2 separate regions of the Homo sapiens genome follow, and region 1 is linked to region 2. The links are chromatin loops, found by intact Hi-C in ENCODE. Cell type or tissue: chondrocyte. All regions are shown on one strand. Links, peaks and the distances in the headings refer to the core of each region. The heading gives the core; the rest is flanking DNA.

What was found. Peaks named below come from ENCODE experiments on the same cell type or tissue, not always from the same donor. Only the 100,000 strongest peaks of a DNase experiment are listed, where the experiment ranks them.
Region 1: a loop joins it to region 2, with 2.5 times the contacts of the local background. A loop is called at or near these places in 3 of 110 quality-filtered maps.

What each region holds. Positions count from the first base shown.
Region 1 is chr3:48,125,171-48,134,455 of GRCh38, forward strand. No RefSeq gene overlaps it. Among named protein-coding and RNA genes, the nearest start is that of CDC25A, 59 kb to the right of the region's middle. In chondrocyte, for the core only: no CTCF peak of the experiment used is centred there; a DNase peak (open chromatin) is centred at 5,494.
Region 2 is chr3:48,002,446-48,011,730 of GRCh38, forward strand. The region is part of intron 1 of MAP4 (microtubule associated protein 4); the gene reads right to left. Among named protein-coding and RNA genes, the nearest start is that of MAP4, 9.3 kb to the right of the region's middle. In chondrocyte, for the core only: no CTCF peak of the experiment used is centred there; no DNase peak of the experiment used is centred there.

The DNA.
Region 1 (9,285 bases), core at 4,258-6,757, 120 kb after region 2:
TTGGGAATGGCTTGGCTGGGCGGTTCTGGCTTGAAATCTCAAGAATTTCAATCGCATTTGGATAGGGCTGCATCATCTGAGGGCTTGGCTGAGGCCAGGGGATTCCCTTTCAAGGTCGCTTACTCACAGGGCTGGCAAGTTGATGCTGGCTTTGGCAGGAGATCCCGCTTCTTCACCAGGTGGGCTCCTCCACAGGGCTGCTTCAGGGTCCTTATGATGTGGAGATTGACTTCCTCTAGAGTGAGTGGTGGGCATGGAGGCATGCACCTGCGGTCCCAGCTACATGGGAGGCTGAAGCATGTAGTGAGTGATCCAAGAGTCAGGATGTAGGAGGGAGCTGTAACCTCTTCACAGCCAAGCCTTTGAAGTCACTTCTATAGCATCACTTCTGCTACATTCTGTGCACTAGAAGCGAGTCATTTAAGTCTGACCCACTTTCAAGGGAAAGGGAATCAGCCTCCACCTTGGAAAGGGGAAATAGCAGAGAATTTGCAGGCATATTTTAAATCACCACAGACCATGAGGGCAAGAAGGTTTATCTGCTCAGAACTCAGGGGCTCTTCAGCTGAGTGGGACTCCAAGGGATCCAGCTTTCTGTGGGGATCCAGCAGTCCTGCCCTAGTGCCATGTATCCAAGGGACTGTGGGCTTCTGGCAGCAAAACCAAGAACCAAGGCAAGACCCAGTGCTGCCTGCTGTTGAGAAATCTGAAGTGGCTCAGACCAGGGCAGGGGGTGCTCACTGTCTGGCAAGCACATAGCAAGAGGACATGAGCCCTTTTCCCCCAAGAGAGTCAGGGAAGGCCTCCTGGGGGTGGCATCTGAGCTGCATTATTTCAGAGCTTTTATTAGGCCCATAGTGTGGGGCTGGGTGTATACACAGAAGGTTAAATGCGCCTGGTATGGTGCTCAGCAGGCATCAGAAGCCACGCAGGAGAGCTGAGGCCTGGGGAGACCCCCCACTGACCATAGCAGCAGATACTGTCTCTGCCCTGCAGATGGTGAGACCTTTCTAATGCCACTTGGTGTTGGCATACAGCTTTTCAGATGGGTGTGGACTGTCCCACAAGAACTCTGTGAGCTCTGTGGGGCGGCTAAAGTGCGCTGGAGATTGTACATGTAAACTTTGTTTGCTCATTTCCCCATTCAAATGTCCTTCAACATTGTTGGGGTCTTCTCCCACTTTCTGCCCCTACTTCTCTGAATGTGCTTACCCTATATGGGCCTGTTTACCTCTCTGCTTCTTCTTTTTTTTTTTTTTTTGAGATGGAGTTTCGCTCTCGTTGCCCAGGCTGGAGTGCAATGGTGCGATTCGGCTCACCACAACCTCAGCCTCCCAGGTTCAAGCAATTGTCCTGCCTCAGCCTCCTGAGTAGCTGGGATTACAGGTGCACACCACCACGCCCAGCTGATTTTTTGTATTTTAGTAAAAACAGGATTTCTCCATGTTGGTCAGGTTGGTCTCAAACTCCCGACCTCAGGTGATCCGCCTGCCTTGGCCTCCCAAAGTGCTGGCATTACAGGTGTGAGCCACTGCGCCCGACCCTTTTTTTTTTTTTTAAATGGACTTTCACTCTTGTTGCCCAGGTGGGAGTGCAATGGTGCGATCTTGGCTCACTGCAACCTCCGCGTCCTTGGTTCAAGCGATTCTTCTGCCTCAGCCTCCCAAGTAGCTGGGATTACAGGTGTTTGCCACCATGCACCTGGCCATTGAACTTTCTTTATCTAGGTACTACACATCTCCCCAGAACCAGAGAACAGCAATGATGTCAGTGGGAAATCCCAGGCAATTGGCACTAATGTCTACGGTGTAAACACCTACAGAGTGTAGTGGTTAAAATTAATGTATATGTAGTTAAGGCTGGGCAAGGTGGCTCACGCCTATAATCCTAGCACTTTGGGGGGCTGAGGTGGGAGGATCACCTGAGGTCAGGAGTTTGAGACCAGGCTGGCCAACATGGTGAAACCCCGTCTCTACTAAAAATACAAAAATTAGCCAGGATTGGTAGTGCATGCCTGTAATCCCACCTACTTGGGAGGCTGAGGCAGGAAAACCGCTTAAACCTGGGAGGTGGAGGTTGCAGTGAGCTGAGATCGCACCACTGCACTCCAGCCTGGGTGATACAGTGAGACTCCATCTCAAAAAAAAAAAAATTAATATATATGTAGTTAAAATTAATTGAGTTGTATACATATTACCTTTCACTGTATATAAATTATTCCTTTATTAAGCAAAGCAAATAATATTAGTAACCCTGTACCTGATGCTCATCATAAGAGAGACCCACACGTGTGCTAAGTAAATGAATCAAATCACATTACCCAACAGACCTCATCCTGTCTAAGACTCAGTAGGGGGTAGGGTTTCAAAGAAGTAAAGAGTGGCACTTTTTGAAGTGCCAGCTTGTCTTTCTGGAGTCCCTCAGTGTTAGCGTTTAAATGCAAGCATTAAGCCCTCTCAATACTTTTTGTTCACTTCTCTAAAATTTTGGTAGGCTGGGCATGGTGGCTCACACCTGTAATCCCAGCGCTATGGGAGGCACAGATGGGAAGATCACTGAAGGCCAGGAGTTTGAGACCAAACGAGGTCCCATCTTTAAGGAAACAAAAATTTTTTTTTTAATTAGCCAGGATTGGTGGCATGCACATGTAGCCCCAGCTACTGGGGAGGCTGAGGCAGGAGGATCACTTGAGACCAGGAGTTCGAGGCTACAGGGAGCCATGATTGTACCACTGCACTCCAGACTGGGTGATAGAGCAAGACCCTGTCTCAAAAAAAAAAAAAAGATAAGTAGGCCTGGAACAGTGGCTCACACCTGTAATCCCAGCACTTTGGGGGGCTGAGGCAGGCCAATTCCATGAATCCAGGAGTTCAGGACCAGCCTGGGCAACATAGCAAGACCCCTTGGCCGGGCATGGTGGCTCACGCCTATAATCCTAATACTTTGGGAGACTGAGGTGGGCGGATCACCTGAGCTCAAGAATTCAAGACCAGCCTGGCCAACATGTGAAACCCCATCTCTACTAAAAATACAAAAATTAGCCAGACTTGGTGGTGGGCACCTGTAATCCCAGCTGCTCAGGAGGCTGAGGCAGGAGAATCGCTTGAACCTGGGAGGTGGAGGTTGCAGTGAGCCAAGATTGCGCCATTGCACTCCAGCGTGGGCAACAAGAGTGAAACTCCATCTCAAAAAAACAAAAAAACAAACAAACAAAAAATCATAGCAAGACCTCATCTCAAAAAAAAAAAAAGGGAGAGAGAAGGCCTATGGCCTTTGGTCAGCACCCTTTCTTGGCCTGGAACGTCCAGCACAAGGGGCAAGTGGGTCAGAAGAGATGAGCTCAGGGCTGGGTGCGGTGGCTCGTGCCTGTACTCTCACCACTTTGGGAGGCTGAGGCAGGCAGATCACCTGAGGCCAGGAGTTTGAGAACAGCCTGGCCAGTGTAGTGAAACCCAGTGTCTACTGAAAATACAAAACTTACCTGGGCTTGGTGGCGCATGCCTGTAATCCCAGCTACTTGGGAGGCTGAGGCAGGAGAATGACTTGAACCTGGGAGGTGGAGGTTGCAGTGAGCCGAGATCCCGCCACTGCACTCTAGCCTGTGTGACTCTGTCTCAAAAAAAAGAAAAAAAGAAAAAAAGAAGAGACGAACTCAGGGCACATGAGACCATAGCTAGGAGCACACATCTACCTTCTGCATTACAACAGGCTACTCCCCTCCCTGTCCAAACAATCTGGGTGAAAGCCACCTCCAAGCATTTCTCCTGGCATGCATCACCACCCCAGAACCTGCCCAGAGATCAGCACTGATGTCAGTGGGGAATCCCAAGCAATCAGCAGAGGGGTGTGCAGCCTGATTTCTCTCTCTGGGGCACCCAGGTGAGAAAAACCCTGCCCAGGGGTATGTTTAACTGGTTTATATATGGAAGTTCCTGGCTCAGAGAACTTGGCTGAGAAGCCACAAGGCACCATGCAGCAGCCAGGTTATATACCTGCCCATACCCAAGACCCATATTTGTGCTCAGCGACCTTCCTTAGAAATAGGAGACAGAAGGCTGGGCGCAGTGGCTCATGCCTGTAATCCTAGCACTTTGGGAGGCCAAGGCAGGCAGATCACCTGAGGTCAGGAGTTCGAGACCAGGCCGGCCAACATGGTGAAACCCCGACTCTACTAAAAATACAAAAATTAGCCAGGCGTGGTGGCAGATGCCTGTAATCTGAGCTACTTGGGAGGCTGAGGCAGGAGAATGGCTTGAACCCCGGAGGCAGAGGTTGCAGTGAGCTGAGATCGTGCCACTGCACTCCAACCTGGATGACAAAATGAGACTCCTTCTCAAAAAAAAAAAAAGTATTACCCAAAGTCATGCTGTACTGGGTTCCAGTCATGGTTCCTTCACTGATGAGCTGCAAGGCCTTCAGGTGATGTATGATGGTACCAGAACCCAATGTGCCCTTGATAAGTGGAATCAGGATCGATCATCATCATCATATTTTAGTTCTATTGGAGGGGGACATAAGTTGGCCATGACAGACTGTGGGTTTTGTCACCTACAATACGCAAAGAAACATGGAAAAGAAAATAGTGGACAGAACAGATTGCTGAGAGGCGGAGCATGGCCCTTGGAGGCAGGTCACACACAATCACCTAGCCCTGTTCTCAGCAGGAAGAATCCATTCTCGCTCAGGTCACTTGCTCAAGCTGGGGACTAGCTTGCCCAATTTAGATGGGAAAGTCATTGGAGAGGACCTTGTTCAGCCAATGAACAAGAGAAATGCCCACACTTTCTTCCAAGATAGAATCCAAGGGGGCTGCACCTAACATGATTCCTCTAAGGCTCCTCCTGGACTCCTGGCCACTGTGGCTGTTGTTCATATCATCAGGAATGAAGCCTGAGCAAGTAATTTGAGGCCAGGGCATCTGGTTGTAAGCACTGGCTTTGTCACTTACTAATGGGTGATCTTGAGCAAGTTGGTTAAGCTCTATAAACCCCAAGTTGCTCATCTATAAATAAAACAGTCATAAACCCTCCGTCCACAAAGTTACTGAGAGGGTCAAGGAAGATAACAAGGATGAAACTACGTGAATGATAGGGAAAATTATTATTAAATAGCAACTTGGCTGGGGCTTCTAGATTCTGGTTTTGCCCCTGCCCTTCTCCTAGGGTAAATCCCTTCCCTTCTCTGCACATTCTGAATAGTTGGGTTAAAAGAGTCTCTGTGTTTGGCCAAGTCTGACAGTGAACAATGAGATGATCGTGGTGGGAAAAGCAGGCGATGGGAACTGCTGGAAAGTCCACACAAGGCCAACAGACAGCAGCAGCTAGTGCTGAATGATGAAAGGAAGTGACCCCATGTGCGTGGCCGTGGGCGGTCCAAGATTCTGGCAGCCCTGGGCTTACGCAGGGAGGCCCCAGCTGATTGGCCTCAGTTTCCTGAGTAGCTCTGGGATGAAGCCCACCCCTGAACGCCAGGGCAAAGCCAGGGCAGGGCCACTTGGAGTGGGAGGGGCAGGCCAGGCAGACATTATGTCATCCGTGCATGTATAAACCACAGGCCCACCCTCCCAGGGCTCCAGCAGCCCTTATGCTCTCTGGCCAGGATCTCTGAGTTCCTTGCTGTGTCCCCAACCCTTCACATTCCAGGCTCCCAAGGAACTGAGCTGGGACCTTCTGGGCTTCTGTCCAAGCAGCTAGTTCTAATTACCCCACCCCCTCATCCCCCAGGAATAAACAATATAGCCTTAAACAAGGGCCACTGCTCAGCCTTGAGGAAAACACTGGGCCACGGTGAGTGTTTATTTCTTTATACCCACACTTTGTTCCAAGATAGAACCTGAAGGAGCTGTATTTATTCTCATTCTCCTGTCCCCTCCCTGGACTTCCAGGCACTTTGAGTTTCACTTGCTCACGTTCACAAGACCCTCTGGGATAGTAGAGGGGACAGGTTTTGAATCAGAAACGTGGCGGTTTGATTCCAGCTCTGCCTCCTTAGTAACTGGCAAGTCTCCCAGTCTCCTGGAGCCTTAGTTTCCTTGTCTATAGAATGGGGCCTATAATATGGACTCATTGGGTTGCTGTGAAGGTGATTCGACTTGGGGCATGTCAGGTGGCTATGCACAGTAGGTGCACCTGAGATGACCTTCCGCTCTCCTTCACCTTTCCATTACACCAGGATTCTCAGACTTCAGAACCACTGGAGGGTTATTAAAGCGCAGATCGCGGGGCCTCACCACCACCAAAGCCTCCGATTCAGATCCTGAGGTTTGCATTTCTAACAGGCTCCCGGGCCTGCTGCTGCGGCTGCTCCAGGAGCCACACTTTGAGAACCATTGCCTTAGAAACTCCTGACCTCAAGTGATCCCTCTGCCTTGGCCTCCCAAAGTGTAGGGATTACAGGTGTGAGGCATTGCGCCGGCCCCAGGTAGTTTTTTGTTTTTTTTTTTTGAGACGGAGTTTCACTCTTGTTGCCTAGGCTGGAGTGCAATGGCATGATCTTGGCTCACCGCAACCTCTGCCTCCCAGGTTCAAGCACTTCTCCTGCCTCAGCCTCCCAAGTAGCTGGGATTACAGGCATGCACCACCACGCCCGGCTAATTTTGTATTTGTAGTAGAGACGGGGTTTCTCCACGTTGAGGCTGGTCTCGAACACCTGACCTCAGGTGATCCACCTGCCTCGGCCTCCCAAAGTGCTGGGATTACAGGCATGAGCCACTGCGCCCAGCCAGTTTTTTGTTTTTTTGAGAAGGAGTTTCACTCTTGTTGCCCAGGCTGGAGTGCAATGGCACGATCTTGGCTCACTGCAACCTCTGCCTCCTGGTTTCAAGTAATTCTCCTGTCTCAGCCTCCCGAGTAGCTGGAATTACAGACGTGTGCCACCACACCCAGCTAATTTTGTATTTTTAGTACAGGCAGGGTTTCACTATGTTGTTCAGACTGGTCTAGAACTCCTGACCTCAGGCAATCCGCTCTCCTCAGCCTCCCAAAGTGCAGGTGTTGTTTTTTGTGTTTGTCTTTGTTTTTTTTTTGTTTTGTTTTTTGTTTTAAAACAGTCTTGCTCTGTCGCCAGGCTAGAGTGCAATGGCATGATCTCGGCTCACTACAACCTCTTCCTCCCTGGTTCAAGCGATTCTCCTGCCTCAGCCTCCCGAGTAGCTGGGACTACAGGCATGTGCCACCACGCCCAGCTAATTTTTGTATTTTTAGTAGAGATGGGGTTTTACCATGTTGGCCAGGATGGTCTCGATCTCTTGACCTTGTGATCCACCTGGCTTGGCCTCCCAAAGTGTTGGGATTACAAGCATGAGCCACTGCCCCCGGTCGGTAGTTTTTCTTAATAGCTTTATTGATATATAATTTACGTACCATAAAATTCACCCATTTTCAATGTACAGTTTAATGAGTTTTAGTAAATGTAGAGGGTTGTATAACCATCACCAAAATCCAGTTTTAGAACATTCCCATTATCCTAAAAACTTCCCTCTGGCCCATTTGCAGTCAACTCTCATGTCCACTCCAAACTGCAGGCAACCCCTATTCTGCATTCTGGCTCTATGTTTCACCATTTCTAGGAATGTCACATATATGGACTCATACAAGGTGTGGGCTGTTGTGTCTGGCATTTTTCAGAGAGGTTCATCCATGCATCAGTATCAGTATGTCATCAGTAGCTCACTCCTTTCTACTGCTGAGTAACTTCCCATTGCATGGATGTACCACAGTTTATTCACTCACCAGTGACATTTGAGCTGTTTCCAGGGTATTTTTCCCCAGTTTTTTTTTTTTTTTGAGACGGAGTCTCGCTGTGTCGCCCAGGCTGGAGTGCAGTGGTGCAATCTCGGCTCACAGCAACCTCCGCCTCCTGGGTTCAAGCAATTCTCCTGCCTCAGCCTCCATAGTAGCTGGGGTTACAAGCACGCGCCACCACGCCTGGCTAATTTTTGTATTTTGTTTTTAGTGGAGATGGGGTTTCACTATTAACTCCTGACCTCGTGATCTGCCCACCTCGGCCTCCCAAAGTGCTGGGATTACAGGCATGAGCCACCACGCCTGGCCTTTTTATTTTATTTTATTTTGAGGCAGAGACTCTCTTTGTCACTCAGGCTGGAGGGCAGTGGCATGATCTCAGCTCACTGTAGCCTCTGTCTCCCAGGCTCAAGTGACCCTCCTGCCTCAGCCTCCCACGTAGCTGGGACTATAGCACATGCCACATGCCCAGCTAATTTTTGTATTTTTAGTAAAGACAGGGTTTCCTCATGTTGCCCAGGCTTGTCTTAAACTCCTGGGCTCAAGCGATCTGCCCACCTCAGCCTCCCAAAGTACTGGGATTACAGGTGTGAGCCACCGTACCCGGCCTGTTTCTAGTTTTATGAGTAAAGCTGCTACGACCATTCATGTACAAGCTTTTGTGGGAGCATTGTGCTTTTTTATTTTATTTTATTTTTTTGAGATGGAGTTTCACTCTTGTTACCCAGGCTGGAGTGCAATGGCATGATCTCGGATAACCGCAACTTCTGCCCCCTGGGTTCAAGGGATTCTCCTGCCTCAGCCTCCTGAGTAGCTGGGATTACAGGCATGCACCAACATGCCTGGCTAATTTTGTATTTTTTTTTTTCCTTGAGACGGAGTTTCGCTCTTGTTGCTCAGGCTGGAGTGCAATGGCGAGATCTTGGCTCACTGCAACCTCTGCCTCCCGGGTTCAAGCAATTCTCCTGCCTCAGCCTCCCAAGTAGCTGGGATTACAGGCGTGAGCCACCGCACCCGGCCTAATTTTGTATTTTTAATAGAGACGAGGTTTCTCCATGTTGGTCAGGCTGGTCTCAAACTCCCTCAGGTGATCTGCCTGCCTCAGCCTCCCAAAGTGCTGGGATTACAGGCGTGAGCCACTGTGCCTGGCCTATTTTTTATTTTTGAGATGGAGTCTTGCTCTGTTGCCCAGGCTGGAGTGCAATGGCATAATCTCAGCTCACTGCAACCTCTGCCTCTCGGGTTCAAGTGATTCTCCTGCCTCAGCCTCTGGAGTAGCTGGGACTACAGGCACACACCACCATGCCCAGCTGATGTTTTGCATTTTAGTAGAGGGAGGGTTTCACTGTGTTGCCCTGGCTGGTCTTGAACTCCTGAGCTCAAGCAATCCGCCTGCCTCGGCCTCCCAAAGTGCTAGGATTACAGGCATGAGCCACCGTGCCCGGCCTATTATTATTATTACTATTATTATTATTTTGAGACATAGTTTTGCTCTTGTTGCCCAGGTTGGAGTGCAGTGGTGTGATCTCAGCTCACTGCAACC
Region 2 (9,285 bases), core at 3,767-6,266:
TAGCTACTCAGGAAGCTGAAGTGTCACAATCGCTTGAACCCGGGAGTTTAAGACTGCAGTGAGCCATGATTGTGATGGCACCACTGTACTCCAGCCTGGGTGACAGAGTGAGACCCTGTCTCAAAAAATTTTTAAAAATAAAAATAAAAAATAAATAGGGTACAGAGGCTCATGCCTGTAACCCCAACAATTTGAGAGCCTGAGGCAGCTGGATCACTTGAGGCCAGGAGTTCGAGACCAGCCTGGCCAACACGGTGAAACCCCATTTCTACTAAAAACACAAAAATTAGCTGGGCGTGGTATCACATACTTGTGGTCCCAGTTAGGAGGCTGAGGCATGAGAATCACTGGAACCTGGGAGGTGGAGGTTGCAGTGAGCCGAGATTGCACCACTGTACTCCAGCCTGGGTGACAGAAAATTTGTCTCAAAAAACAAAAATTAAATTTAAAAACTTTTAAATAAATAAGTAAAAAATAAATCACACTCTGGCTGTTAACATTAAGGCCAAAAATAAATAAATAAATAAATAAATAAATAAATAAATAAATTTAATTCCATTTAGAAATATCTAATAACTATAATAAAGTTAAATCCAATTTAATCAGTCTGTTAGAAGAAAAATAGCGACAAGAGCAAATTATGTCAAAGAAAGACACGCACTGAGAGAGTTTAATAATAGATGTCATAAAGAAGCTGTTGAATCTTCTCCATAAAAAAGTAAATATGGGCCGGGCGCAATGGCTCACACCTGTAATCCCAGCACTTTGGGAGGCTGACGTAGGCAGATCACAAAGTCAGAAGATCGAGACCATCCTGGTTAACATGGTGAAACCTCCTCTCTACTAAAAATACAAAATATTAGCCAAGCATGGTGGTGGGCACCTGTAATCCCAGCTGCTCGGGAGGCTGAGGCAGGAGAATCGCTTGAACCCAGGAGGTGGAGGTTGCAGTGAGCAGAGATCGCGCCACTGCACTCCAGCCTGGGTGACAGAGTGAGACTCCTTCTCAAAAAAAAAAAAAAAAAAAACATATTAAATTGTACAAAACTGTTATGATCAGCCATTCCAAAGCACTGGACATCAACAAACTGTAGAACACAAGTTGAGAAGCTTTGCATTCTCGAAATCTGCTTGAGCTTTGGTTAAGACCAGGAAGAGTCTATGGCCCTTTTGTCTAGAGCTGTTTCCACTCCCATCTTAGCCCACAGCTCAGTTTGGTCAGCAAGAATTACACTTTTATTAGTGTGATGGTTAACACTGAGCATCAACTTGATTGGAATAAAGGATGCAACATTGATCCTGGGTGTGTCTGTGAGGGTGTTGCCAAAGGAGATTAACATTTGAGTCAGTGGGCTGGGGAAGGCAGACACACCCTTAATTGGGTGGGCACCATCTAATCAGCCACCAGCGAACATAAAGCAGGCAGAAAAATATGAAGAGGCAAGAGGGGCCTAGCCTCCCAGTCTACATCTTTCTCCTGTGCTGGATACTTTCTGCCCTCGAACATCGGACTCCACGTTCTTCAGTTTTGGGACTTGGACTGGCTTTCCTCGCTCCTCAGCTTGCAGACAGCCTTTTGTGGGACCCTGTGATTGTGTAAGTCAATACTTACTAAATTCCTCTTTTTATAAACATACATATATATCCTATTAGTTCTGTTCCTCTAAGAAAACTCTGACCCCAGACTAACACAGACTCTGGTACCAGGAGTGGTTCCAGAGGAACAGAATGTTAAGGATGGAGTTCTTTTGTTGGTTTGGGGGTTTCTGGAGTTGGCTGCTTAATATGATTGATCCAAAAATGCTGAGGACTCTACTTCTAATAGCATGGAGAACATTCATAGTCCTTGGCGTGAACTATTTAGAGAGTTATGCAAAATAAATGCATTTGACACTCCTGATTCACTGCTCATGAAAGGTAAGGACTTTAGTGACTCTATACATAATACCTTTGACCATATGTGGAAAACCAACGAACATAATGAAGCTGGTTGGTTGCTCCTAAGTTCAGTGAACAAAGTGATGAAAGAAAATGATGAACTCAGGGATTCTGTTTCCTGGCTTCAGAAGCAGATACTGAGTCTCAAATCTGCTAAGATTGCCCTGAGTGAGAGTCTTAGCTCCTGTTGAGAAAGAGCTGAAATTGTGGAAAAACAGACATAAGCTCTTATCATGCGAGTGGCTGACCTGCAACAAAAGATGCATGCACAGCCACCTGAGGTGTCTACTGCTAAAGTGAGGGCATTGATTGGAAAAGAATGAGACCCAGAAACTTGGAATGGGGATGTGTGGGAGGACCCTGATGAAGCTGGGAACACTGAGTTTATAAACTCTGGTGAACTTTTTTTGCCAGAAGGAACAGCTTCCCCATCCCCCATAGTGGCAGCATAACCCCCCATCCCCGCCATCAACCTTTCCATCTTTGTCTACGGACATAAACCCTGAGCTGCCTGAGGCAAGAGTCATGGCCTCCTCTCAGGCAGTTGCCAGGCAAGATAATGTTGATTCTCCTTAGAAGGTACCTGCAACACCCATTTGCTTCTAGACCTATAACTCAAGTCCCACAGGTCCCTAGAGGTGAGGTTGAGAGTGTGACCCAGGAGGAGGTGCGCTACACTCAAAAAGAACTGTTCTCGGCCAGGCACGGTGGCTCACGCCTGTAATCCCAATACTTTGTGAGGCCGAGGTGGGCGGATCACGAGGTCAGGAGTTCAAGACCAGTCTGGCCAACATAGTGAAACCCTGTCTCTACTAAAAATACAAAAAATTAGCCGGGCGTGGTGGTGCACCCCTGTAATCCCAGCTACTCGGCAGGCTGAGGCAGGAGAATTGCATGAACCCGGGAGGCGGAGGTTGCAGTGAGCTGAGATTGTGCCACTGCACTCTAACCTGGCAACAGAACGAGACTCCCTCTAAGAAAAAAAAAAGAACTGTTCTCTAATTTATATAAACAGCAATCTGGAGAACAGGCATGGGAATGGGTATTAAGGGTATGGGATAATGGTGGAAGGAACATAGAGTTGGATCAGGCTGAATTTATTGATTTGGGCCCACTAAGTAGGGACTCTGCATTTAATGTTGCAGCTCGGGGAGTTAAAATAAGGTTCTAATAGTTTATTTGCTTGGTTAGCTGAAATATGCATTAAAAGATGGCCCACTGTGAGGGAGCTGGAAATGCCTGATATCTCTTGGTTTAATGTAGAGGAAGGCATCCAAAAGCTTAGGGAGATTGAGGTGGTGGAGTGGATTACTCACTTTAGACCTACTCATCCCAGCTGGGAGGGTCCAGAAGATATACCCTTGACCAATGCCTTGTGAAATAGATTTGTGAGGGCAGCACTTGAATCTTTGAAGAGCCCTGTAATTGCTCTTCTCTGCATGTCAGACCTAATGGTGAGAACCGCAGTCACTCAATTACAAAATTGAAATACGAGGGGAATAACTGGATCCCAAGGTGGCAGGGGCCAAGTAGCAGCACTCAACCATCAAAGGCAAGGTGGGCGTAGCTACCGTAATGGACAGCAGAGGCAAAGTGACAATCAGAATAGTCTGACTCATGTAGAGCTCTGGCATTGGCTAATTAATCACGGTATTCCTAGAAGTGAAACGGACAGGAAGCCTACTGCATTCCCACTTAATTTATACAAACACAAAACTTCTAGGTCGAATGGACAAAAGACTAATTTGAATTATAAAAAGAGAATCATGGCCCCTCACTCAATCCATTTCCAGACTTCAGCCAGTTTACAGACCCAGAACCCCTTGAATGAAGGGGAGGCCAGGTACCCTTGAGAAAGGACCCCACTACTTTACTGACAATTTATGCAGTGAATCTTTCTCCCATCCTTCCCCAAGGAGACCTCCATCCAACCTTTCACTTTGGGGACTACTGGACACTGGCTCTGGGCTGATGATGACTCCAGGGGACTTAAAACATCACTGTGGTCTTCCAGTTAAACTAGGGGCTCATGGAAGTCAGGTAATTAATGAAGTTTTAGCTTAGGTCTGACTTACAGTGGGCCCAGTGGGTCCCTGGACTCATCCTGTGGTCATTACCCCAGTGCCAGAATGCATAATTGGCATAGACATACTTAGCAGCTGGCAAAACCCCCACACTGGCTCCCTGACTGCTAGGTTGAGGGCTATCATGGTGGGAAAGGCCAAATAGAAGCCCTTAGAGTTGCCTCTACCTAAAAAAATAGTAAATCAAAAACAATATCACATCCCTGGAAGGTATGCAGAGATCAGTGCCACCATCAAGGACTTGAAAGATGCAGAAGTGGTGATTCCCACCACATCCCCATTAACTCTCTCATTTGGCCTGTGCAGAAGACAGATGGATCCTGGAGAATGATAGTGGATTATCATAAGCTTAACCAAGTGGTGACTCCAATTGCTGCTGCTGTTACCAGATGTGGTTTCATTGCTTGAGCAAATTAACACATCTCCTGGTACCTGCTATGCAGCCACTGACTCTGCAAATGCCTTTTTCTCTATTCCTGTCCATAAGGCCCATCAGAAGCAATCTGCCTTCAGCTGGCAAGGCCAGCAATATACCTTTACTGTCCTACCTCAGGGGTATATCAACTCTCCGGCTTTGTGTCATAATCTTATTTGGAGAGATCTTGATCGCTTTTCGCTTCCGCAAGATATCACACTGGTCCATTACATTGATGACATTATGCTGACTGGATCCAGTGATCAAGAAATAGCAAACACACTGGACTTATTGGTGTGACATTTGCATGCCAGAGGATGAGAAATAAATCCGACTAAAATTCAGGGACCTTCTGTCTCAGTAAAATTTCTAGGGATCTAGTGTTGTGGGACCTGTTGAGATATTCCCTTTAAGTTAAAGGATAAGTTGTTGTGTTTGGTCTCTCCCACAACCAAGAAAGAGGCACAATGCCTAGTGGGCATATTTGGATTTTGGAAGCAACACGTTCCTCATTTGGGTGTATTACTCCGGCCCATTTACTGAGTGACCTGAAAGGCTGCCAGTTTTGAGTGGGGTCCAGAACAGGAGAAGGCTCTGCAACAGGTCCAGGCTGCTGTGCAAGCTGCTCTGCCACCTGGGCCATATGACCCAGCAGATCCAATGGTGCTTAATGTGTCAGTGGCAGATGGGGATGTTGTTTGGAGTCTTTGGCAGGCTCCCATAGGTGAATCGCAATGGAGACTTCTAGGATTTTGGAGCAAGGCCCTGCCATCTTCTACAGATAACTACTCTCCTTTTTTTTTTTTTTTGAGACGCAGTGTCACTCTGTTGCCAAACTGGAGTGCAGTGGTGCGATCTCGGCTCAATGCAACCTCCACCTCCCAGGTTCAAGCGATTCTCCTGCCTCAGCCTCCCAAGTAGCTGGGAATACAGGTGCGTGCCACCACATCCAGCTAATTTTTGTATTTTTAGTAAAGATGGGGTTTCACCATGTTGGCCAGGATGGTCTCGATCTCTTGACCTTGTGATCCGCCCACCTCAGCCTCCCAAAGTGCTGATTACAGCTAACTACTCTCCTTTTGAGAGTCAGCTCTTGGCCTGTTACTGGGCTTTAGTGGAAATTGAATGTTTGACTATGGGTCATCAAGTCACCATGCGACCTGAACTGCCCTGCCTATCATGAGCTGGGTGCTTTCAGACCCATCTAGCCATACAGTGGATTGTGCACAGCAGCATTCCATCATCAAATGGAAGTGGTATATACGTGATCGGGCTCAAGCACGTCCTGAAGGCACAAGTAAATTACATGAGGAAGTGGCTCAAATGCCCATGGCCTCCACTCCTGCCACCCTGCCTTCTCTCTCCCAGCCTGCACTGATGGCCTCATGGGGAGTTCCCTATGATCAGCTGACAGAGGAAAAGAAGATTAGGGCCTGCTTCACAGACGGTTCTGCATCATATGCAGACAACACCCGAAAGTGGAGAGCTGCAGCACTACAACCCCTTTCTAGGACATCCCTGAAGGACAACAATGAAGGGAAATCTTCCCAGTGGGCAGAACTTCGAGCAGTGCACCTGGTTGTGCACTTTGAATGGAAGGAGAAATGGCCAGATGTGTGATTATATACTCATTCATGGGCTGTAGCCAATGGTTTGGCTGGTCAGGGACTTGGAAGGAGCATGATTGGAAACTTGGTGACAAATTTGGGGAAGAGGTATGTGGATGGACCTCTCTGAGTGGTCAAAGACAAGATATTTGTATCCCATGTGAGTGCTCACCAACAAGTGACCTCAGCGGAGGAGGGGTTTAATAATCTAGTGGATAGGATGACCCATTTTGTGGACACCACTCAGCCTCTTTCCCCTGCCATCGCCCATGGCCAACAAAGTGGCCATGGTGGCAGGGATGGAAGTAATGCTTGGGCTCAGCAACATGGACTTCCACTCACCAAGGCTGACCTGGCTACGGCCACTGCTGAGTGCCTAATTTGCCAGCAGCAGAGACCGACACCAAGCCCTCAGTATGTCACCATTCCTTGGGTGATCAGCCAGCTACCTGGTGGCGGATTGATTATATTGGACCTCTTCCATCATGGAAAGGGCAGAGGATTGTCCTCACTCAAATAGACACTTACTCTGGATATGGGTTCGCCTATCCTGTATGCAATGCTTCTACCAAGACTACCATTTGTGGAATGTTTTTTTGGTTTGTTGTTGTTGTTGTTGTTGTTGTTTTGAGAAGGGGTCTCACTCTGTTGCCCAGGCTGGAGTGCAGTGGCACAATCTTGGCTCATTGCAACATCCGCCTCCCGGGTTCAAGTGATTCTCCTGCCTCCGCCTCCCAAGTAGCTAGGATTACAGGCACCCGCCACCACACCCAGCTAATTTTTGTATTTTCAGTAGAGACAGGGTTTCACCATGTTGGCCAGGCTGGTCTTGAACTCCTGACTTCAAGTGATCTGCCTGCCTCGGCCTCCCAAAGTGCTGGGATTACAGGCGTGAGCCACCGCACCCAGCTGACTCATGGAATGCCTTATCCACCATCATGGTATGCCACGCAGCATTGCCTCTGACCAAGGCACTCACTTTACAGCTAAAGAAGTGCGGCAGTAGGCTCATGCTCATGGAATTCACTGGTCTTACCATGCTCTCCATCATCCTAAAGCAGCTGGATTGACAGAACAGTGGAATGGCCTATTGAAGTCACAATTACAACGCCAACTAGGTGACAATACTTTGCAGAACTGTGGGAAAGTCCTCCAGAAGGCCGTGTATCCTCTGAATCAGCGTCCAATATAAGGTACTGTTTCTCCCATAGCCAGGATTCACAGGTCCAGGAATCGAGGGGTGGAACTGGAAGTGGCACCACTCACCATCACCCCTAGTGATCCACTAGCAAAATTTTTGCTTCCTCTCCTGCAACATTATGTTCTGCTGGCCTAGAGGTCTTAATTCCAGAGGGAAGAATGCTGCCACCAGGAGACACAACAATGATTCCATTAAACTGGAAGTTAAGATTGTCACCTGGACACTTTGGGCTCCTCCTCCCTTTAAGTCAACAGGCTCAGAGGGGGAGTTACAGTGTTGGCTAAGGTGACTGACCCAGACTATCAAGATGAAATCAGTCTACAACTTCACAACGGAAGTAAGGAAGAGTATGCATGGAATACATGAGACCCATTAGGGCATCTCTTCGTATTACCATGCCCTGTGATTACTGTCAATGCAAAACCACAACAGCCAAATCCAGGCAGGACTACAAATGATCCGGACCATTCAGGAATGAAGGTTTGGATCACTCCACCAGGAAAAAAACCCATGACCTGCTGAGGTATTTGGGGAAGGCAAAGTTAATACAGAATGGGTAGAAGAAGGTAGTCATCAATACCAGCTATGACCACGTGACCAGCTGCAGAAATGAGGACTGTAACTGCCATGAGTATTTCCTCCTTCATTTGTTAAAAACATGTTTGTGTATGTATACACATGTACTAATATCTTCACTTTATATTTCCTTTTCCTTTATCATGTGACATAAGATTTATTGATTTCATAACAGCATTTAAGTATTATTAACTTTATGTAATAGTATTTGGGTTGGGGATTGGTGTGTTTCTGGTTGTATGAAGGATAGTTTTATTACATTAGGTGTAATTATGACCTTATTATTGTCTTTATTTTAAGATTACATACGATCTCAGATGTATATGGGTTCAAGTTGACAAGGAGTGGACTTGTAATGTTAATACTGTCAACTTGATTGGACTGAAGGATGCAATATTGATCCTGGGTGTATCTGTGAGGGTGTTGCCAAAGGAGATTAACATTTGAGTCAGTGGGCTGGGGAAGGCAGACCCACCCTTAACTGGGTGGGCACCATCTAATCAGCCACCAGCGAATATAGAGCAGGAAGAAAAACATGAAGAGATGGGCCTAGCCTCCCAGCCTATATCTTTCTCCCGTGCTGGATGCTTCCTGCCCTCGAACATCGGACTCCAAGTTCTTCATTTTGGGGACTCGGATTGGCTCTCCTTGCTTCTCAGCTTGCAGACAGCCTACTGTGGGACCTTGTGATCACGTAAATCAATACTTAATAAACTCTCCTTTGGAGATATATCCTATTAGTTCTGTCCCTCTAAGAGAATCCTGACTAAAACAAGTAGTGTGGGGCTCGTGACAAAAACTGATAGCTTTGCTGCCAAAGGGGCTCCTGTGGCATGACAGAGCTGTTGTCCACAGCAAATGCCATCTCACACTACTGGAATTATAAATTCCACTATTTGAATAACCACTGCCGAATTCAGGATTTAGCAGCTTTTCTGAAGGAACCATAAATAGGAATTCAATGGTTCCTATAGTAGGAACTGGACTTGGTAATCCCAGCCTGTAATCTCCCAGCACTTTGGGAGGCCAAGGCGGGTGGATCACTTGAAGCCAGGAGATTGAGACCAGCCTGGCCAACACAGTAAAACCCTATCTCTACTAAAAATACAAAAACAGAATAACTAGCTGGGCACTGATTTTTATTATTTAGATGGTATGCACCTGTAATCCCAGCTACTCAGGAGGCTGAGGCAGGAAAATTGCTTGAACCCAGGAGGTGGAGGCTGCAGTGAGCCAAGATCACGCCACTGCACTCCAGCCTACGTAACAGAGCAAGACTCCGTCTCAAAAAAAAAAAAAAAAGTTCCTATAGTAGTAGTGGCACACCTGTGACCCATTTACAACAGACGAATGTGGGTGGGAAGCCCTATTCTATGCTCGTCCAGCCTACTTTACATATAAAGTATTATTGTAACTCCAGATCATGACAGGGAAAATGCTGAGAAATGAGTTCATTAAAGAGCT